2 separate regions of the Homo sapiens genome follow, and region 2 is linked to region 1. Evidence: read pairs that join two places in POLR2A ChIA-PET (ENCODE). Cell type or tissue: MCF 10A. All regions are shown on one strand. Each heading gives the region's core, and the rest is flanking DNA. Links, peaks and the distances in the headings are about the cores only.

What was found. ChIA-PET counts read pairs that join two places held together with the same protein. Peaks named below come from ENCODE experiments on the same cell type or tissue, not always from the same donor. Only the 100,000 strongest peaks of a DNase experiment are listed, where the experiment ranks them.
Region 2: POLR2A ChIA-PET joins it to region 1 with 14 read pairs; 4 of 35 experiments call an interaction of 5 or more read pairs at or near these places.

The regions. Positions count from the first base shown.
Region 1 is chr1:9,829,845-9,841,357 of GRCh38, reverse strand. No RefSeq gene overlaps it. Among named protein-coding and RNA genes, the nearest start is that of CLSTN1, 12 kb to the right of the region's middle. RefSeq lists enhancers at 4,496-5,095, 5,096-5,697. In MCF 10A, for the core only: no CTCF peak of the experiment used is centred there; DNase peaks (open chromatin) are centred at 4,797, 5,037 and 5,307.
Region 2 is chr1:9,759,039-9,770,551 of GRCh38, reverse strand. The region is part of intron 2 of CLSTN1 (calsyntenin 1); the gene reads left to right. Among named protein-coding and RNA genes, the nearest start is that of CLSTN1, 59 kb to the left of the region's middle. RefSeq lists a silencer at 2,335-2,535. In MCF 10A, for the core only: no CTCF peak of the experiment used is centred there; DNase peaks (open chromatin) are centred at 3,641 and 4,541.

The sequences.
Region 1 (11,513 bases), core at 3,788-6,287:
GTTAATCCGACCTCATCTCTGTCGTCCCCCTGTTCTTCCCACTCCAGCCACCAGCCTCCTTTTGTTCCTCAGATGCTGAGCTTCTCCCACCTTGGGGCTTTGGTACCTGCTGTTCCTTTGCCTGGAATGTTCTTCCTCTATGGCTGAATCCTTCTCCATGTTCAGATGTCAGCTCCAATGTCACCCCCTCAGAGTGTTCACCCTGACCACCCTATTTTGCTTTCCACTCTTTTTTTGACTGTCACCCAGGCTGGAGTGCAGTGGCATGATCTCGGCTCACTGCAACCCCCACCTCCTGGGTTCAAGCGATTCTCCTGCCTCAGCCTCCCGAGTAAGTGGGACTACAGGCAGGTACCACTGTGCCTGGCTAATTTTTGTATTGTTAGTAGAGATGGGGTTTCGCCATGTTGGCCAGGCTGGTCTTGAACTCCTGACCTCAAGTGGATCCATCTGCCTCGGCCTCCCAAAGTGCTGGGATTACGGGCATGAGACACCGCGCCCAGCCTTGCTTTCCACTCTGTAACACACTCCCGTTTTCCTGTTTTATTTTTTTATTCATGAATTTCTTTGTTTACTTGTTTATGTTTCACTCCTCACGCTAGAAGCCAAGTTGCATGGTTGGATCTTGTCTGGCTTCTTCACTGCCATGTCCTCGGCACCTGACATATAGTGGGCTTTCCACAAGGGCTCGGTAAATGACTGAATCATCCTGACTTTTGAGTGGCTTCTCTGCTGAACCCTCTGTGGCCCACAGGTACCCTGATCCTATTTTCTGAACCAAAGTGGTGCTGACAACAAGGAAATCCAGGATCTAGAGAGGAGTGCATCCTGTTGGCTTTACTGGCTCATGTTCCTTAGGGGATGTTTCAGTGGGGCTGGGCCCTGGCACCGCGTGGCACCCTGAGCCTGTCTTGGCTGATAAATCAATTCTGGGCTGCTGAAGGGGCTTGAGGACTTGTCTGGGCAGACTTTTTGGTTTGACTAGGATTACAGACAACAGAAACCCAACTCCAGCTGGCTCTCATCTCTGGAAGTGTTTCAAGGTAGCTCACAGGATTAAGGCAATTGTGCAGGGATCCGGGCCTCAGGGACCAGGGCCTGAGGGACTGCTTCCCAAACACCCTCTCCCTTTAGGACCATTTATTCTGTTTCTTCTTGACTCTGCCTGTTGGCCTCATTATCTCCTATGACAGACTGGCATCTCCTCCTATGGGGAGACATGGCCCCTGGCAACTTCAGCAGAAAGGAGGCTGTTCTCCCAGCGCCAAAAACAATCCCAGGGTGATCTCTGATTGACTCCTGACCACAGATGATCCGCCCACCTTGGCCTCCCAAAGTGCTGGGATTACAGGTGTGAGCCACCCCACCCAGCTGACGGAGCCCTTTTTGAATATTTGGTGGAATACCTCATGAAAACTGCTGGTGTGAATAAAGAAAACTAGATGTATATCAGAGGTCTTAGTTGAAGTCTGAGCTCTGCTATTTATGGGTATGTGACTTCTCTGAGCCTCAGTTTCCCCATCTATAAAATGGGTGTTAATACCAACTTCCGGCCAAGTGCAGTGGCTCGTGTCTGTAATCCCAACACTTTGGGAGGCCAAGGTGGGTGGATTGCTTGAGCCTAGGAGTTCAAGACCAGCCTGGGCAACAGGGCGAGACCTTGTCTCTACAAAAAATACACAAATTAGCTGGGCGTGGTAGCACACGCCTGTAGTCCTAGCTACTCTGGAGGCTGAGGTGGGAAGATTGCTTTAGCCCAGAAGGTCAAGGCTGCAGTGAGGCGGTGATCATGCCACTACACTCCAGCCTAAGTGACAGAGTGAGATCCTGTCTCAAAAAAGAAAAAAAGTCAACTTCCGTAAGTTGTTATAAGTACGGAATGAGAAGAGATCTTTGATAGGAATCCTGTCGGTTGTAAAGCACTGCACAGATACCTATTATAATTAGTTTAACTTGGAAAATAACATATACTCTGTTTACAGGGCAGGTAACCCTCTGCCATCAGGATTAGGAGACAAAGGGGAAAGGAAGGGATGAATCCAGGATTGGCAGGGCCAGGTGACTACTTAGCGAAGGGTGCAGAGGGGAGAAGGGACTCCAGCAGCCATGCCCTGGAGAACAAAGACCTAGGGACTGGGAGAACAGAGGTGGCATTGATGGGCAAACCCCGGGGAGATGCCGAAGAGCAGTTACTATGGCAGCCGATCTCTCATCGTGACTTCTAGACAGACAGCAACGCGGGGCCCCACCCCTGCTTCCGTGTCCCACCTGGCAGACACTGCCTGCGACAGAGGTGGGTCTACTAGTTTGCTAGGGCTGTTGTAACAAAGTACCACACACTGGGTGGCTGACACAACAGAAACTCGTCTTCTAACAGTTCTAGAGGCTGGAGGTTTGAAATCAACATGTCAGCACGGGCCGGGCATGGTGGCTCATACCTGCAGTCCTAACGTTTTGGGAGGTCAATGCGGGTGGATTGCTTGAGCCCAGGAGTGTGAGACCCTATCTCTACAAAACATTAAAAACTTAGCTGGGTGTGGTGGCGTGCACCTGTAGTCCCAGCTATTTGAGAGGCTGAGGTACCGTGCCCCTGTACTCCAGGGTGATAGAGCGAGACCCTGTCTCAAAACAAAAACAAAAACAAAAACGAAAGGTCAACAGGGTCCGTTCTTTCTTTTTATCTTTTATTTATTTATTTTTGAGATGGAGTCTCGCTCTGTCACCCAGGCTGGAGTGCAGTGGCGCGATCTCCGCTCACTGCAATCTCTGCCCCCCAGGTTCACGCCATTCTCCTGCCTCAGCCTCCCAAGTAGCTGGGACTACAGGCGCCTGCCACCAAACCCGGCTAATTTTTTTTGTATATTTAGTAGAGACAGGGTTTCACTGTGTTAGCCAGGATGGTCTCGATCTCCTGACCTCGTGATCCGCCCCCCTCGGCCTCCCAAAGTGCTGGGATTACAGGCATGAGCCATCGCTCCCGGCCCGTTCTTTCTTTTTAAAATTTATTTATCTGTTCATTTTTTGGAGACAGGATCTCACTCTGTCACCCAGGCTGGAGTGCAGTGGTGCAATCTCGGCTCACTGCAACCTCCGCCTCCCGGGTTCAAGCAATTCTCCTGCCTCAGCCTCTCGAGTAGCCGGGACTACAGGCACCTGCCACTGTGCCCAGCTAATTTTTGTATTTTTAGTAGAGATGAGGTTTCCTCATCTTGCCCAGGCTGGCCTCAAACTCCTGGGCTCATATGATCTGCCGGCCTTAGCCTCCCAAAGTGCTGGGATTACAGGCATGAGCCACTGCGCCCAGCCTTAAAATTTTCTCTTTTTCTTTCTCTTTCTTTTTCTTTCTTTCTTTCTTTCTTCTTCCTTTCCTTTTCTTTCGTTCTTTCCTTCCTTCCTTCCCTCCTTCCTTCCTCCCTTCCTCCTTTCCCTTCCTTCCTCTTTCTTTCCTTTCTTTCTTTTCTTTCTTCTCTCTCTCTCTTTCCTTTCTTTATTGCTCTCTCCCTCTTTCCTTTTTTCTCTCTCTTTCTTTCATTCTACATTCAGACTCCCAAGCAGTAATTGGCTCCTTCTGAGGGCTGTGGGGAAGGTGTCCCGGGCCGCTCTCCTTGGCTTGTGTGCAGATGGCCGTCTTCCTATGTCTTTTCATGTTGTCTTCCCTCTGTGAGTGTGTCCTAACCTCCTAACCTCTCTTTTTTTTTTTTTTTTTTTGAGATGGAGCTTGCTCTGTTGCCCAGGCTGGAGTGCCGTGGCACTATCTCAGCTCACTGCAAGCTCTGCCTCCCAGGTTCATGCCATTCTCCTGCCTCAGCTTCCTGAGTAGCTAGGACTACAGGCATCCGCCACCACGCCTGGCTAATTTTTTGTATTTTTAGTAGAGATGGGGTTTCACCATGTTAGCCAGGATGGTCTCGATCTCCTGACCTTGTGATCCGCCTGCCTTGGCCTCCCAAAGTGTTGGGATTACAGGCGTGAGCCACCGTGCCCGGCGCTAACCTCCTCTTTTTATAAGGACACCAGTCCTATTAGATTAGGGATCACCCTAATGACTGCATTTTAACTTGATAACCTCTGTAAAGACCCTGTTTTGAAATAAGGTCACATTCTGTGGTAGTGGGGGTTAAGACTTCAACATCTAAGTTTTGGGGGGGAACATAATTGAACCCATATAACATTGGACATTCTCCTCACGGGTATCCCCCTCCCTCTCACCAGCTCGAACTCCCTGGCCGAAAGCATGTGGCTTACGACCTGCCGGAAGAGAAACGGACCCCATAATTGTGTTAATTGCCAGAATACCAGATCTGCAATTAATATGCCACAGAACAAAGAACAAATCCACTAATCGCACATAATTGGACCTAAACCACACCCTCTGCAGAGCCTTGCAACGGAGCTCCACTGTTTATGCCCCTTTTCAAATTAGCAAAGATGAACAAATTCCCATCCGTTTCCCCTTCATCCTGCTCAGGGCAAATCTCCGGGGGAGGCTCAGAGGAGGGGACGGATAAGACAGTGGGGCACCCTGGTTGGATCCTGTCCAGAGCCAGGCACCAAAGCCTGGCCTTTTTGGCTAGAGGCAAGATAAAGGTGTCCAAGGGCCTCTTAGCTTCAGGCTGCAGAAGCGAGGTTTCCAGAGCCTTCTGCAAGTCCTGACACTGTGGCAGCCTGACTGGGGCCTTGGCAGACACCTGGCGCAGGGAGGAAGTGATTCAGGTGCTCTGGGGGTTGTTCTCTGTGGCACGGTGTGACTCACATACAGGTGAGGACTATTTGGGGGCCCTGGGGCAGGTCTGGGTTGGCTTTGGAGACATGACGCTCAGGGCTGCCATCTCTCCTCATCCCTAGAGTGGCAGACAGGTCCAGGGGCAGATGGCCAAATGCTGTAGCACAATGCTCATGTCCCTTCTTCCTGGTGCCCGTCTCAGCAGCAGGCCTGAGTGCTCTGTGTTTCCATGGCCCCAGAGACAGGCTATCTGGAGACTGTCCTGCCCGTGCTTGCCTCCTGCAGCTGGAAGGTGGCCTGCTCAGGCCTGGAAGCTGGCACTAGCTGTGATCTTAACATGCAGCACCTCCTGCCCAGCGCTGGCACCAGGCAGAGCCTCCCCCGCCCTCCACCATGTGTGGAGGCTCCTTGCCCTCGGCCTGCCCATCTGCCTCCTCCTTCAGCTCCCTGGCTTGGCTGCAGCAGACCAGGGACAGAATGAGGCTTCAGCCTGCAGCTCAGGTGGTCTTTCTTCACCCACTCGGCACAGCTCCAAGCTGGGCCTGTGCTGCCAAGGACCAGGGGAGGAAGGAGATTCACAGACTCCTCCACACCACCCCTCTCCGGGCCACTAGGTCATCCCTACTTCCCGTGGTCTGGGCAGAGTGGGAGGGGCCCATGTTGCTCCAGCGCACTTCCAGTTTGCCTCCCTGCCTTTCCCAGGCTGCTCCGGGCTCCTCCCTGGCTCCTGCTAAGCCAGCTGCAGGGAGGCTCATTGAGAATTCTCGGAGCCCCATCCACTGGCTGTCAGGGGAGAAGCCTGTCTTCCTCAGACCGGCAGTCTTCTCATTTGCATCCCCTAAATCAATGCCCTCTGATGATCAAAGTCCCAGCGCTGCAACTTCAATGAGGCCGGCTGAGCGAGAAGGGAGAGGAGGCAGGAATCACCCTCCCTCCTGCTGCCCCTTCAGGCCCAAGGGGAACTGGAAAGCAGAGGCCTTGGGGGGTCCCTGGCAGCGGGGTGCACACAGGAGTAGAAGCAGAGACGTCCCTCCCTGGGTAAGCGTTTCCTTCGCAGCTTTTCCCGCAGGCTGGACAGGGAATGGGGCAGTGGCAGGCCCTTGTCAACAAGGCTTGCTGGGACGTTCTGGGCCCCAGATCAGGCATCTGGAGATGCCTGGGGGCGTGGGTCAGGTCCACAGGGAGGGTAGGCTCTGGGAGGAAGGCACCTAGCTGGGTCTCCCTCATCAGAGACCCAGGGACTCAGTCCTCAGTGACTCAAAGAACTAGAAGGATTTGGCCAGGTAGAGGGCAGAGGAGAGGAGGAGGGTCAGCCACATCTACCCTGTCCATGCCCTGGGGGTTGTGGGATGCCCAGTAACGGTCCTAGCTAGAATGAGAGCCACCGTTCACTGAGCACTCGCAGTGGGCTGGACACCTCGGACACCTGCATTTCATGTGTTGTGTTGTTGCTGTTTTTTATAATTTTTTTTTTTTTTGAGACGGAGTCTCGCTCTGTTGTCCAGGCTGGAGTGCAGTGGTACGATCTCAGCTCACTGTACCTCCACCCTCTGGGTTCAGGCGATTCTCCTGCCTCAGCCTCCCAAGTAGCTAGGACTACAGGCATGCACCACTACACCTGGCCGATTTTTGTATTTTTAGTAGAGACGGGGTTTCACCATGTTAGCCAGGCTGGTCTTAAACTCCTGATCTCAAGCGATCCGCCCACCTCGGACTCCCAAAGTGCTGGGGTTACAGGCACGAGCCACCGTGCCCAGCCCTTGCTTTATCATATTTAATCTACACAACATCCCTATGAGGCCCGTGTCATTACTATCGCATTTTATAGATGAGGAAATAGACAAGAGAAGCCACAGAACTAGGAAGTAGCAGAGCCAGGGTTAAATGAGAGAAAGTTCGAGAAGGGTGTGAACACCTGAAAGGGCTGCTTGCAAGTGAGGAGGCATGTCTGCACGAGTGTGAGTGCGTGCTCTGGCTTGGGATGATCAAGACAGGTTTGTCCTTGCATAGAGAGGACTTCCTGGCAGCCTACGGTCAGGGACCCCCCTCCCGCCACTGCTCCATCCCAGTGTCTTGGCTCCACTCTGACACTCACCATAGCATGAGTTCTCAGAGCTGGAGGGGGCTATCAAACAGGATGGACACCAGCAGCCAAGCAGTTCTTCCACCTTGGTGCCCCTCTGTCTTCTCATGGCCTTGCAGAAACGTTCACCATCAGAGCAGTAATGTGGGGAAGAGCGTCGGCTTTAGGGCCGCGGATCTAGGTTTGAATCCTGGCTTTACCACTTTGCTGTGTGATTTTGGGCAAATCGCATAACCTCTCTGAGCCCCAGTGTACTCTTCTGTAAAATAAGGATACTAATTGTATTCATAAGGCTAGGCACAGTGGCTCACACCTGTAATTCCAGCACTTTGGGAGGCAGAGGTGGGTGGATCACTTGAGGCCAGGAGTTCAAGACCAGCTTGGCCAACATGGTGAAACCCCATCTCTACTAAAAAGACAAAAATTAGCCAGGTGTGGTGGCAGGCGCCTGTAGTCCCAGCTACTAGAGAGGCTGAGGCAGGAGAATCACTTGAGCCTGGGAGGCAGAGGTTGCAGTGAGTCAAAATTTTGCCACTGCACTCCAGCCTGGATGACACAGCGAGACTCCATCTCAAAAAAAATTAATAATAATAATAGTATTCATTGCATGGGATTGCTACCAGCATGAAATCAGAAATGAATGTAGATTGTTTCCTGGAGGGCTAGCCCACAGAACAATGTGTGGGCTGTATTTGTATTTCTAGATCTCTAGGGGTGGGGTGGGTGTTAATCCCTGTCACCCAGAAGAGGAAGGAGGAAAAAGAGCTGTGTCTGCAAACAACTACATGAGCGGGGGGCTGGAGAGGACTAGACGTCCTGAAGTCTGGCTCTGATTTTTACTGCAGTTTTCTGGCCTAGGGAGCTTCAAGGTCAAGGAAAAAGCACCAAAAAGCCAGAGAAGCCTCATCTGAGGCCTGGCTATGGTACTTCTAAGCTGGAAGGTCTTTTTTCAGAGACAGGGTCTTGCTTTGTCACCTAGGCTGGAGTGCAGTGGTGCCATCATAGCTCACTGCAGCCTTGAACTCCTGGGCTCAAGTGATCCTCCTGCCTCAGCCTCCCGAGCAGCTGGGACTACAGGCACCTGCTACCATGCCCAACTAACTTTTTTTTTTTTTTTTTTTGGTAGAAATGAGGTTTCACTATATTGCCCAGGCTGGTCTTGAACTCCTGGCCTCAAGATATCCTTCCGTCTCAGCCTCATCAAAGAATTAAGATTACTGGTGTGAGCCACTGTCCTTGGTCAGTTGAATGGTCTTGACAAGCCACTCAACCCCTCTAAACTCCTGCTTCCCACCAGTTAAAGGGGAATGATAAGAACCTCCATCCAGGAGATTACTGTTAGACCAAAATGCATATAGATGCTCTTTGAAACAGGGAGTATGCTTACAAATGCAAATGCTGATGTGCTACATGATAGTAGTTATAATAGCATCATCATCTCCTTAGACTGACTTTCTTTCTTTTTTTTTTTTCTGAGACAGAGTCTCCCACAGTCACCTAGGCTGGAGTGCAGTGGCGCAATCTCAGCTCATTGCAACCTCTGCCTCCCGGGTTCAAGCCATGCTCCTGCCTCAGCCTCCCAAGTAGCTGGGATTACAGGTGCCCGCCACTACTCCCGGCTAATTTTTGTATTTTTAATAGAGATGGGGTTTCACCATATTGACCATGGGTGGCCAGGCTGGTCTCAAACTCCTGACCTCAGGTGGCCGCCCGTCTCAGCCTTCCAAAGTGCTGGGATTACAGGCATGGCCACTGTGCCCATCTCCTCCTTAGACTTTTCTTTTCTTTCTTTCTTTTTTTTTTTTCAGAGATGGAGTCTTGCTCTGTTACCCAGGCTGGAGTGCAATGGCATGATCTTGGCTCACTGCAACCTCCACCTCCTGGGTTCAAGCAATTCTCCTGCCTCAGCCTCCTGAATAGCTGGGACTACAGGCATGTGTCACCACGCCCAGCTAATTTTTGTATTTTTAGTAGAGATGGGATTTCTCCATGTTGGTCAGGCTGGTCTCGATCTCCCGACCTCAGGTATTTGCCTGCCTTGGCCTCCCAAAGTGCTGAGATTACAGGCGTGAACCACCACACCTGGCCTAGACTTTTTTTTTCCTTATTTATTTATTTTTTTGAGATGGAGTCTCGCTCTATTGCCCAGGCTGGAGTGCAGTGGTGCTATCTTGGCTCACTGCAAGCTCTGCCTCCCAGGTTCACGCCATTCTCCTGCCTCAGCCTCCTGAGTAGCTAGGACGACAGGCGCCCACCACCACGCCCGCCTAAATTTTTTTTTGTATTTTTAGTAGAGACGGGGTTTCACCGTGTTGGCCAGGATGGTCTTGATCTCCTGACCTCGTGATCCGCCCGCCTTGGCCTCCCAAAGTGCTGGGATTACAGGTGTGAGCCACCGCGCCTGGCCCGGCCTAGACTTTTCAAAGTACACCCACATATATCACCACCACCACCATCACTGTAAGAGCAATCACCTAACTGGGCATCTACTTGTGTCAAACGCTGAGCTAAACGCTTTATCTGTATCCTCTCACTTAATACAACAATCTAAAGGAGGTATTATTATTATTATTATTATTATCTGGACGGAGTTTTGCTCTTGTTGCCCAGGCTGGAGTGCAATGGCGTGATCTCAGGTTCAAGAGATCCGCCTCCCAGGTTCAAGCAATTCTCCTGCCTCAGCCTCCCGAGTAGCTGGGACTACAGGCGCCCGCCACCACGCCCAGCTAATTTTTGTATTTTTAGTAGAGACAGGGTTTCACCATGTTGGCCAGGCTGGTCTCGAACTCCTGATCTCAGGTGATCCACCTGCCTCAACCTCCCAAAGTGCTGGCATTACAGGCATGAGCCACCACGCCTGGCCCAAGGAGGTATTATTATTTTGCCCATTTTACAGGTGAGGAAACTGAAGCTCAGAGTGATCAGGTTGTCTGGTCTTTTCTGCTAGTAACTGGAACCGAAGTCTATTTGAATCAAGGCCATATAAGACATTCCTCCTTTTTTTTTGTTTTTTAACCACCTTACCCAACAGCCTCCCCCAGTTCCAACATATTATGATAGAGCTATGGATAGAACCCAGGTCTCCTGACTCTAAGCTTGGTGCTGTTTTCTCTGTGCCATTTCCTCTGCAGTGTAGGGGAAGCCGTGACCCTTCTGCCTCAGGCTTTCCCTCCTCTCTTGCTCCTCCCTGCAAACCCAGCCCATTCTCTTGGCACTGGGGTGCTATGTGTGGATAGGCATGTCGTGTTTGGCTTGTGTATCCCCAGAGGCTAGGGATCACGTTTGCCTACATGTTGTGTGTGCTGTATATTGCGTTGGGGTGTATAATTCGTGCTGCAGAATAAAATAGCCGCCGCCTCCCCACCACCACACACACACACAAGGGACCTCCCCCAGCTGCCCATCCACAGAGGGAAGGGGAACATGCTGTGTGTTGCCTTTGGTTTTGCAGTGGGAGGCAGCATGAGCACAAAACCCCAATCCTCATCCCACCTTTCGGGGTGCAGACATGAGCTGCCTGGCCTCTGGGGAAGGTGAGGTTTTCTTTCTCTGGAAATTCACCAGCCAGCAATAGCTGATGCTTCATGCTTGGGAATGCCCTTAGTTCTTCCTTTGCAAATGGAGAGCCATAGAGAGCATTAGAAAGAGTCTGAAACAGGCTGGGTACGGTAGCTCACGCCTGTAATCCCAGCACTTTGGGAGGCCGAGGTGGGCGGATCCCCTGAGGTTGGGAGTTCAAGACCAGCCTGACCAACATGGAGAAACCCCAAATCTACTAAAAATACAAGAATTAGCTGGGCATGGTGGTGCATGCCTGTAATCCCAGCTACTTGGGAGGCTGAGGCAGGAGAATCGCTTGAATCCGGGAGGTGGAGGTTGCAGTGAGCCAAGATCATGCCACTGCACTCCAGCCTGGGCAAAACTGCATCTTAAAAAAAAAAAAAGATGGAGCGATTTTCCTGCCTCAGACTCCGAGTAGTTGGGATTACAGGCATGCACCACCACGCCCAGCTAATTTTTTTATTTTTAGTAGAGACGGGGTTTCACTATGTTGGGCAGGATGGTCTCGATCTCCTGACCTTGTGATCCACCCACCTCGGCCTCCCAAAGTGCTGGGATTACAGGTATGAGCCACCACACCCTGCCTGAAGTGCCCCTTCTTAAGTTAGGGTTGCTGCCACTGCCACAGTAGCTTAAGGCTCCTAGCCATGAACAATAATGGGTGCTAGTAACAGCAGGTGCTGGTTAACACCTGCTTCTAGGAATGGGCCCTGTGCTCTGCTTTTTGCACATCACCTCATCTGTTCCTCACAACCACCCAGTGGGGAGGGCTTGTCTCTGTTTTACAGATGGAGATGCTGAGATTGGAGAGGTGAAGGGCCTTACCCAAGGTCACACAGGTAGAAAGAGGCAAAAATGGCAAAAGGTACAAAAAGGCTTCACTGCAGGCCGGGCGCGGTGGCTCACACCTGTGATCCCAGCACTTTGGGAGGCTGAGGCGGGCGGATCACGAAGTCAAGAGTTTGAGATCAACCTGGCCAACATGGTGAAACCCCGTCTCTACTAAAAATACAAAAATTAGCTGGGTGTGGTGGCGCGTGCCTGTAGTCCCAGCTACTCGGGAGGCTGAGGCAAGAGAATCGCTCACTTGAACCCGGGAGGCAGAGGTTGCAGTGAGCCAAGATCACGCCGCTGCACTCCAGCATG
Region 2 (11,513 bases), core at 2,506-5,005, 70 kb after region 1:
TTGCTCTGGGCGTGTAGCTGGTCGGGGGGTGCAGAGGCAGGGCTCCAGCCCAGGCGGGACAGCTGCCTGCTACGATGACGTAGCTACATCTTTAACTGCACGAAGTTCACAAGGAAGTAGGAAATGAAATGTACGCCGAGTGTTAACTTTGAAAGAAAAAGTCTTATCAATGAAATATTTTTTTCTTACTGTATTTAATTTTATTGTGTATTTCTCAAACTTAAGATATTCTAGATGAAATAATACTTATACAAGTTTATTTTTTAGAGATTCTCAGGTTTTTTTTACTGATGTACAAAAATTATATGTTGTGATATGTATTTTAACTGTATAGAAAAGCAATTTAAATCCAATTATAGTGGTAACTTGGTTGTATTTGCCATAGTGGATAGATAAGTCAATATTTTCCTTTTGGATATTTTCATGGGGGAAGCACAGTTACTCATATAATATTTTTTCTTTCTTTTTTCTTTTTTGGAGATAATTCATATGCCACAAAAATCACCCTTTTTTTTTTTTTTTGAGACGGAGTCTCACTCTGTCGCCCAGGCTGGGGTGCAGTGGCGCGATCTCGGCTCACTGCAAGCTCTGCCTCCCGGGTTCACGCCATTCTCCTGCCTCAGCCTCCCGATTAGCTGGGACTACAGGAGTCCGCCACCGCGCCCGGCTAATTTTTTGTATTTTTAGTAGAGATGGGGTTTCACCGTGGTCTCAATCTCCTGACCTCGTGATCTGCCTGCCTCGGCTTCCCAAAATGCTGGGATTATAGGCGTGAGCCACCGCGCCCTGCCAAAAAATCACCCTTTTAAAGTGTACAGCTCATTGAGTTTTAGAATGTTCCAAAAACCATGCACCTGCCAACCACTGTCTAACTCCAGAACATTTTCATCACCCCAAAAAGGAACCCTTGCACCAAGTGGCACTCATCCCTCAGTCTCCTTCACTCCCAAGCCCTGGCTACCACTACAGATTTCTCTATTCTGGATAATCATGTAAATGCACTGTACGGCTTTTTGTGATGGGCGTCTCCCAGCATGGTGATTTCACAGTTTACCTGTGTTAGGTGCCTAGCAGCCCCTCATTCCTTTTTTTGTTGCTGGATATTATTTCATTCTATGAGTAGATCACATTTTGTTTCTCTGTTCATCCACTGATGGACATTTGAGTTGCTTCTACTTTTTGGCTATTATGGGTCATGCTGCTGTGAACATTCCTGTACAGGTCTTTGTGTGGACATAGGTTTTCAGTCCTTTAGTATACACACAGGAGTGCAACTGATCCCCTTGACTGAAGCGTGGGGTCCTCTGCTGGAGGAGTGGGCAGCTGCATGGGGGGGAGGGAGCACCTGACCTGCAGCCGTATCCCTCCTTACCTCCCTCCCTCCTTCCTTCCCTCCCTTCCTCCCTCCCTCTCTCCCTCTCATTTCCTTCCTCTCTCTCTCCTTCCCTCCTTCGCTTCCTCCCTCTGTCCTTTCCTTCCTCTCTCCCTCCCTCTCCCTCCCTCCCTTTTCCCCTTTCTCCCTCTCTCCCTCATTCCCTCCTTCTGTTCCCCCCTCCCTCACTCCTTCCATCCCTTCTTCCCTCCTTCCCCCTTTTCCTCCCTCCCTCCCTCCCTCTTTCCCTTTCTCCTTTACTTTCTCCCTGTGTTGCTTCCTCCCTCCCTCCCTCTTCTGTTGCTTTGGTGCCACCCAACACAGAACCCCACCCCCGTGGTGCCACCCAACACAGAACCCCGCCCCCATAGTGCCACCTAACACAGAACCCCGCCCCCATGGTGTCACCCAACACAGAACCCCGCCCCCATGATGCCACCCAACACAACCCCACCCCCATGGTGCCACCCAGCACAGAACCCCACCCCCATGGTGCCACCTAACAGAACCCCGCCCCCATGATACCACCCAACACAGAACCCTGCCCCCATGGTGTCACCCAACACAGAACCCCGCCCCCATGGTGCCACCCAGCACAGAACCCCGCCCCCATGGTGCCACCCAGCACAGAACCCCGCCCCCATGGTGCCACCCAACACAGATCGCCAACCCCATGGTGCCACCCAGCACAGAACCCCACCCCCATTGTGCCGCTCAACACAGAACCCCGCCCCCCTGGTGCCGCCCAGCACAGAACCCCGCCCCCCGGTGCCGCCCAACACAGAATCCCGCCCCCATGGTGCCGCCCAACACAGAATCCCGCCCCCATGGTGCCGCCCAACATAGAACTCCGCCCCCATGGTGCCGCCCAGCACAGAACCCCGCCCCCATGATCTTGCCCAACATAGAACCCCATCCCTATGGTGCTACCGAACACAGAACCCCGCCCCCATGGTGCCGTCCAGGACAACCCCGCCCCCATGGTGCCACCCAGCACAGAACAGGACCCTATGAGACTGAGCAAGGGAGGTCAGGAACAGAGACCCTAGAGCCGAGGGACCAGTGAGTGAATCGTAGCTCTGCTACTTATTGGCTGTGTGGCCTTAGGCAAATTACTTACCCTTTCTGTGCCTCCATTTCATCATTTGTAAAAGGATAAGATGTCACAGACCTCATTAATGTCACAGACCTCATTGGTTTGGGGGAATGTTAGCTTCTTTATTCATACGTGTGAAGAGCTTTAAACAGTGGGTGGTACAGTAATTACCACCTACAGTATTTGCCGCTGCTGTTATTACTACTAATAGAATCTTTTAAAAATATTTTTTCACTTAACATTTTGTGAGAAATATTTTTTCATCTTTCTACAAAAGTCGTTATAGTGTTGCATTTTCTTACAGACTTTCTTAAGTATTTTTTGGATAAGACAGAGGCTAGACCTGGAGCCTTATTTTCATCTTAGATTGATTTGGGTGATGACATTGAGTTTAATTTCGCACCATGTTGAGGAGGAGGGTGGTGATGGTGGTGGCATCTAACGTTTATTGAGTGCCTGCAGTGTGGCAGAGGTTGCTCTGAGGGCCCGGTGTGGGTTACTTTCTCCGATTCTTTTCAGCAGGTTTTTTTTTTTTTTTTGAGATGGAGTCTTGCTCTGTTGCCCAGGCTGGAGTGCAGTGGTGCTATCTCGGCTCACTGCAACCTCCGCCTCCTGGGTTCAAGCAATTCTCCTGCCTCAGCCTCCCGAGTAGCTGGGACTACAAGTGCATGCCACCATGCCTGGCTAATTTTTTGTAATTTTTATTAGAGACGGGGTTTTACCGTGTTCCCCAGGCTGGTTACGAACTCCTGAGCTCAGGCAGTCTGCCCGCCTCGGCCTCCCAAAATGCTGGGATTACAGGCGTGAGCCACTGCGCCCAGCCTCTCTTCTCCAATCTTACGCAGTAGACATGCCCACTGTCCCTGTTCTCCAGGTGAGGAACCAGGCTCAGCGTGTCTGCCAGCTGCGTGACAGCAGGAGAAGCTACTTTGTTTTCCATTTTATCCCCAAAACCTCCGTCAGTGCCTGGAACACAGTCACTCCATAGATATTTGTAGAGGGAGGAGATGAGTTTACCCAGGATCACACAGCTCATAAGTGACAGAGCCGCCTCTGGGCCCAGCTCACTGTGTGAACATTCCAGTTCATAGTGTGATCCCACTACAAGGCATGTGTGTGTGGGTAGCCACAGGAGTTCACTTGTTAGAGCTCTGAAATGAATGCACATGCAATGCTGGGAGCTTAGTCATTGAAGCTCCTTGTAAGTCATCACTAATCAGACATTCACAATGAAGATCCAGTCTCGCCCGGATTGTTTCCTTGGGGTGAAATTCTGATACAGAGTCTTGGTATTTGTCAAGTGTTTTAGGAAATTTAAATGATTCAGTTTCTTGTTCTGCGCCTTCTCTTTAATCTGCTGAAAGCCTGAGTAGTCATGGGTCAGAAAACAATTTTTGTATTTTATTATTTATCTATTTATTTTTGAGACAGGGTCTCGCTCTGTCACCCAGGCTGGAGTGCAGTGGCGCGATCTCGGCTCACTGCAACCTCTGCCTTCCGGGTTCAAGCAATTCTCATGCCTCAGCCTCTCGAGTAGCTGGGATCACAGGCGTGCACCACCACGAGCCAGCTAATGTTTTGTATTTATAATAGAGACGGGGTTTCACCATGTTGGCCAGGCTGGTCTCGAACTCCTGGCCTCAAGTGATCCTCCGCCTTGGCCTCCTAAAGTGCTGGGATTACAGGCGTGAGCCACCGCGCCCGGCCTATTTTGTTTACATTTTATATATTTCGTGGAGAGTTACCAGCTTGAGCCTCATGTGTGGGCCACAGGGTTGGGGCCTTGAAGATGATGCATTCTGTTCTTGTCAGAAGCCGTGCCTCCTCTTCTTGTTTCCTCTTCAGAGCTCCTCCTTCTAGGAGGTGGTGGTGTTCTAGCAATCTCTTTCCTGCTTTTCCAGATTAAGTATGGATGTTTTACAAGATTGGTTGAACCATAATGATACAAATAGAATCCAAAAGAAGTTTCAGGGCAAGAATGGGAACTTAGTTTTCATTGATAGTCAGTTAGAGCCCACCGAGGAGCCCTGTGATACTCTTGTCTGTATTCTTTGTTATGAATGTGATTCACATGCCCTGAGGGTGGCCAGTGGGGTTAACTGCTGCATTTCACTGCCCAGTTTTGCTTTTTTAGCACATGTAACTGAGCTGACCTTGTGCTTGCAGCAGTGAATTGGTTGACCTGCATGAAATTGCCTTTTTTTTTTGAGACAGAGTCTCGCTGTGTCGCCCAGGCTGGAGTGCAGTGGCGCGATCTTGGCTCACTGCAACCTCCCGGGTTCAAGCGATTCTCCTGCCTCAGCCTCCTGAGTAGCTGGGATTACAGGCGCCCGCCGCCACCACGCCCGGCTAATTTTTGTATTTTTAGTAGAGGGAGGGTTCCGCTTTGTTGGCCAGGCTGGCCGCAAACTGCTGACCTCAGGTGATCCACCTGCCTCAGTCTCCCAGAGTGCTGGGATTACAGGTGGAGCAACGGCGCCTGGCCTCCATTTTTTTTTTTCTTTTTTTGAGATGGAGTCTCCGTTTCCCGGGTTCAAGTGATTTCGGCTAATTTTTGTATTTTTAGTAGAGACAGGGTTTCACCATATTGGCCAGGCTGGTCTCAAACTCTTGACCTCAAGATCCCCCTGCCTCAGCCTCCTAAAGTGCTAGGATTACAGGATTGAGCCACCGCACCAGGCCAATTTTTTCTTTTTTCTGAGATGGAGTCTCGCTCTTGTCGCCCAGGCTATAGTGCAATGACGCGATCTCAGCTCACCGCAACCTCCGCCTCCTGGGTTCAAGCGATTCTCCTGTATCAGTCTCCCGAGTAGCTGGGATTGCAGGCGCCCGCCACCACGCCCGGCTAATTTTGTATTTTTAGTAGAGATGGGGTTTCTCCATGTTGGTCAGGCTGGTCTTGAACTCCTGACCTCAGTTGATCTGCCTGCCTCCCAAAGTGCTGGGATTACAGGCCTGAGCCACTGCGCCTGGCCCAATTTTTTTAAATGTTGAAATATTAAGGTATTTGAAAAAAAAATGACATTTCACATGCTTCAGCTTAATCGAAGGCAATAATGCATTGAGTAACAATTTTAAGTAAGTAGCTGAATGTTAGGACAGGTGCTTCTTATTAACCGTGATTGACTTGAATGGACCCATTTTGGATGTAGACACCACCCAGGAAGAGTTTGGGATCAGTAATGATTAAATACTAGGTAGCTATGCTAGGTTTTCCAGAGATGATAAAAAAAAGTGTAAAAGTTGGTTCCTGTTTTCAAAGCCACTGATAATGTGGGTAAGAGGGCCAAACCAAGATTGGCAAAGGATACTAGGAAACTTGTAGTTCAGCCCCAAGTGACAGAGGCAACGATGGTGTGGGCTAAGGAGGCAAGTGCTGCAGTTTGGATGTTTGTCCCCTCCAAACCTCATGTGGAAACTTTTTTTTTTTTTTTTTTTTTTTTTTTAAAGATGGAGCCTCACTTCATCACCCAGGCTGGAATGCAGCAGCGGGATCTCAGCTCACTGCAACCTCTGCCTCAGATATTCAAGCGATTCTCCCACCTCAGCCTTCCGAGTAGCTGGGATTACAGGCCTGTGCCATCATACCTGGCTAATTTTTGTATTTTTAGTAGAGACAGGGTTTCACCATGTTACCCAGGCTGGCCTTGAACCCCAGACCTCAAGTGATCCACCTGCCTTGGCCTCCCAAAGTGTTGGGATTACAGGCATGAGCCATGGTGCCCCTAACTGAAACTTGATCCCATTGTTGGAGGTGGGGCCTAATGGGAGGTGTTTGGGTCACAGGGGGTGAATCCTTCATGAATAGATTAATGTTGTCCCTGGCTATGGGGGTGAGGTGGTGGGGTGGGGGGTAGTGGGTGAATTCTCACTCTTTTAGTTCCCACAAGAGCTCATTGCTAAAAAGAGCCTGTGGTTGCTCCTCCTCCTCCCCCACCCACCTCTCTCTCTCCCTCTCTCTCTCTCTCTCTCTCTCTTTCTTTCTCCCTCACCATGTGATTTCTACACACGATTCCCCTTGGCCTTCCGCAGTGAGTGGAAGTAGCCTGAGGCCCTCATCAGATGCAGATGCCCAACCTTGAACTTTCCAGCCATCAGAAGTGTGAACCAAAGAAACCTTTTTTCTTTATAACTTACACAGCCTCAGGTCTTCCTTTGTAGCAACACTGAATGGGCTGAGATAGCCCAGAAGTGGTTCTACAGTGGTTTACAGGGCTTGAGTCCTGTAAAGGGTGGGTGGAGTTTGCATAGGCAGTGAAGAGAGGGGAGAGGTGGGAGCAGAGGTGGGAACTGGAAGGGCCTCCCAGGGTAGGTGACCAGGTCAGCTTGTGTGGCGTGGGGTATAGAGGAGCACAGGATTGAAGTCAACTTGAGTCCACATGGTTTCCATTGCTAGGCTGAATGGATGCATGGGGTTTTCCAATGCTATGTCTGGATCACCTGGGGCCCTGGTGTAGAGTGCAGGTTCCTGAGCTCCATGCTCAGCTGCCTAGTCTGTACCTCCAGGAGTGGCACCTGAGAAATCCATACCAGCCAGCTAGGTTTGCAAACCCCCAATGGGCCACCTTCCCAGGTCTGCAGACTGTCTGTGTTGGAGTCATCTGGCAGTGCTTGCTCAAAATGCAGATCACTGGGCTCTGCCCCTAGAACCACCAAGTCAGAATTTCTGGGGATGGAGCTTGGAAACCACATTTTTAACAAGCGTCACAGACCATTTTTGGCACACTAGAATTTGAGAGCCACTGCTGTAGTCAGTGAGGAACTTGCGAGAGCGTAACTCTTGGAGTCTGTGGTTATTGTTACATATATTTAAGGTATCCTAGGCCGGGTGCAGTGGTTCACACCTGTAATCCCAGCACTTTGGGAGGCCGAGGCAAGGAGATCACTTGAGGTCAGGAGTTTGAGACCAGCCTGGCCAACATGGTGAAACCCTGTCTCTACTAAAAATACAAAAATTAGCCAGGCGTGGTGGTGTGCACCTGTAGTCCCAGCTACTCGGGAGGCTGAGGCACAGGAATCACTTGAACGCAGGAGGTGGAGGATGCTGTGAGCTGAGGTTGTGCCACTGCACTCCAGCCTGGGTGACAGAGCGAGACTCTGTCTCCAAAAAAAAGAAAAAAAAAGGTACCCCGAAAAAACTGCTGATTAGAGACACGTATGAGCTCATTCCAGAAACTAGCCTGGACCAGTAAGCAAGAAAGCCAGAGGTCACCCAACGTCAGGGACAGCCCGGACACCCAGCCGTTGAGTGCGGGCACCAAGGCCGAGTGGAGCAGAGAGAAGTGGATAGTCGCTGCTTGGCAAGAAAGCCAGAGGTCACCCAACGTCAGGGACAGCCCGGACACCCAGCCGTTGAGTGCGGGCACCAAGGCCGAGTGCAGCGGGGAGAAGTGGATAGTCGCTGCTTGGCAAGAAAGCCAGAGGTCACCCAACGTCAGGGACAGCCCGGACACCCAGCCGTTGAGTGCGGGCACCAAGGCCGAGTGGAGCAGAGCCGTTGAGTGCGGGCACCAAGGCCGAGTGGAGCGGAGCCGTTGAGTGTGGGCACCAAGGCCGAGTGCAGCGGGGAGAAGTGGATAGTCGCTGCTTGGCAAGTGTCCATTTTCTCTTTTTTTTTTTTTTTGAGACAGAGTCTCGCTCTGTCGCCTAGGCTGGAGTGCAGTGGCGTGATCTCGGCTCACTGCAACTTCTGCCTCCCGGGTTCAAGCGATTCTCATGCCTCAGCCTCCTGAGTAGCTGGAATTACAGGTGCCTGCCACCATGTCCGGCTAATTTTTGTATTTTTAGTAGAGACGGGTTTCACCATGTTGACCAGGCTGGTCTCGAACTCCTGACCTCAGGTGATCCACCCACCTTGGCCTCCCAAAATGCTGGGATTACAGGTGTGGGCCACCACACCCGGCCCATTTTCTCTTCTTTACAGCCCCGTGATCCGTTTCCCATTGGGCACAGATCAGTGGATCTACAACCTGTTACCCAGCTTCCCCTAGCCAAGTGAACAGGTGCCCCTCCCTGAAGTTTGAATGGTGAGTGGAGCGACAGCGATGCTAAGAATAGTTGCGGTTCGGGTCTGTCTGTCCAGGCTGTTCTGCAGTGGGACTGTTGCGGTTCCTGTTTCCTGGTCTCCAGCCGCCTTGGCTTCCACCTGTTTCCAAGTCCCTTTCTCTGGCCTACAGTCAGTTCCATGAGTTCCTGATAGTTTTCCAATCAGTTTCCTTTTGCTAAGTTACCTAGAAAGGATTTCTGTTGCTTACAATCAGAGAACCTTAGCTGTTATACGTAAGGAGCAAAGGAAACATTTGCAATATAAGGGCAGGGTCCCCTGAGAGCTGGGAGACGTGTGTAGGAGGGGCCATCCTCAGATTAGGAAGAAGACTTCGAAAGAACAGCAGGGCCAGCCTAAAGCTGGGGTTTGTCAAAGGCACAGATGAGGAAAGTGAGGGCAAAGTGCTGTCAGCTGAGAACCCTGCACGTGACTTTGGATATCCAGAAGTCAAATCCATACTTTGTTGGGTTCATCCATTTTTCATATTTTTATGTTTTGCTTTAAAAATTCCTTAAAAAAATTTTTAAAAAAATTTTTAGACATGGTCTCACTCCGTCGCCCAGAGTACAGAGGCTGGAGTGCAGTGGCATGATAATGGCTCACTACAGGCTTAACATCCGAGACTCAGGTGATTCTCCCACCTTAGGCTCCCAAGTAGCCGGGACCTCAGGCACACGCCACCACTCCCAGCTAATTTTTGTATTTTTGGTAGAGACAGGATTTCACCGTGTTGGCCAGGCTGGTCTCGAACTCCTGACCTCAGGTGATCCACCCACCTCAGCCTCCCAAAGTGCTGGGATTACAGGTGTGACCTACCAGGCCTGCTCCTCAAATTTCTTAAGTAAAGTTCCTTTTGACCATTTTAGATGATCTCCTAGGGGAATGAAGGTTTGGGGAAAGAGACTGGGAAGGATTTGGCCCATTCCTAGGAGAGCCTAACTGGAGAGGTTGTCTGGGAAACCTGGTTGGGTGTCTTCAGCTTGATAAAAGCAGGGTTTTAGGTAGATTTGCGTAACAGAGCCAGCTGAATTGAGTGGGAGGGAGCAGGGCAGAAAGGAACTGGGATGTGAGAGGCAATTCTGAGAGGTCCTTCCCTGCAACGGATGAGGTTGTTTGAGTTTGAGAGAGGCTGAGTTTAGGATAGCGAGTGGTGGAGCTGCACCTTCGTATGTGATGGTGCCGTAGCATGCATTTGACTACCATGAACTGGGGCGGGCGTGGTGGCTCATGCCTGTAATCCCAGCTCTGAGGGAGGCTGAGGCAGGTGGATCACTTGAGCTCAGGAGTCCAAGACCAGCCTGGGCAACATGGTGAAACCTCACCTGTAGCCAAAAAAAAAAAAAAAAAAAAAAACCCGGGAATGGGTGGCATGCACCTGTGGTCTGAGCTACTCGGGAGGCTGAGGTGGGAGAATCGCTTGAACTCAGGAGGTGGAGGTCCCATCTATTCCCCTAAAAATCCCTTAAATGTCTCCTTGGGACAGTGCCTAGTTCAGCCCTCATTGTATCTCATCAGAGGTACTGTGGTAGCCCCTGTCTTGCTCCAGTCCGATCCGTCTTCCTTATTAAAAGTAGAGTTTTAGGTTGAATGCACAAATGGCCCCTTGAGGTAGGCGTACTGGCTGACCCTGCAGATGGCTCAGCAGGCTCTGCAGTGATGGGCTCGGTTGCAAGGCTGGTGTGGAAGACCCAGGTCTGCCTGAGTTTTGCAAAGCCCACACTGCACCTGCCACCTTGAACTACCAACCTGGCGAGTTGGTTTTTTAAGTCCTTGTAGGTAAAGGAGCCAGCCTGACTAGCAATTGAATAAGTACTGGTGGATTTGAGGCACCATATCCTGTTGGTGGAACTCATTAAAGTAGCCAATGTCAATACTCAGAATATTGATTATTTTGAGAGCTAGGATTGTATCATTGCATTCCAGCCTGGGCAACAGAGGGAAACCCTGTCTCTAAAACAACCAACCAACAAGCAGGAAATCTGCACTTACCTATGGAGAGACCTGTGTCAGGAAAGCACACCACAGTCACTGTCATTAATGTCAGTTCAGATGATGTGGAACTGCCTCGCTATTCCACAGTAAACTCAAGTCAAAAACTGAGAAGTTTTATCCAAATTAAAGCTGGGCAACCTAAATTACTTTAAAATGTATTATGCAGTATTAATATGCATCAAAACATGTAATATTGTGAGTTAGCACATCCTGGAAAACATTTGGACACATCTGATACCAGGCAGTTTTACTCGTGGGTGTCTCTCTAGAGCAGAGATCAGCAAACCTTTTCGGTGAAGAACTAGATAGGGACTATTTTAAGCTTTGGGGCCCCTCGGATCTCTTTCGCAATGATGTAACTCTGCAACAACCTCTGCCCTTGCAGTGTGAAAGCAGAGACCATACATTAAACAAATGAGCATGTCTGTGTTCCAGTGAAATATATTTATAGAAACTGTATTTGAGGCCAGGCGCGGTGGCTCACGCCAGTAATCTCAGCACTTTGGGAGGCCGAGGCGGGCGGATCATGAGGTCAGGAGATCAAGACCATCCTGGCTAACGCGGTGAAACCCCGTCTCTGCTAAAAATACAATAACAAAAAAATTAGCCAGGTGTGGTGGCAGGCACCTGTAATCCCAGCTACTCGGGAGGCTGAGGTGGGAGAATGGCGTGAACCCGGGAGGTGGAGCTTGCAGTGAGCCAAGATCGTGCCACTGCACTCCAGCCTGGGCAACAGAGCAAGGACTCCATCTCAAAACAAACAAACAAAAAGAAACTGTATTTGTATTTGAAATTCATGTAATTTTCTCATGTTATGAAGTACTATTAAAAATTGTTTTTAGTGTGTGGGCTCTTCAAAATCAGGAACAGGTTGGACTTTCTGGAAACGGCAGTTTGCAGACCCCTAATTCAAAGCAACTCTGTCCAGTGGGACTTGCTGTGCCAAGGGGAGCACTCTGCGTCCATTGTCTTCTTGCAGCAGCCACCAGCCACATGTGGCTGCTGGG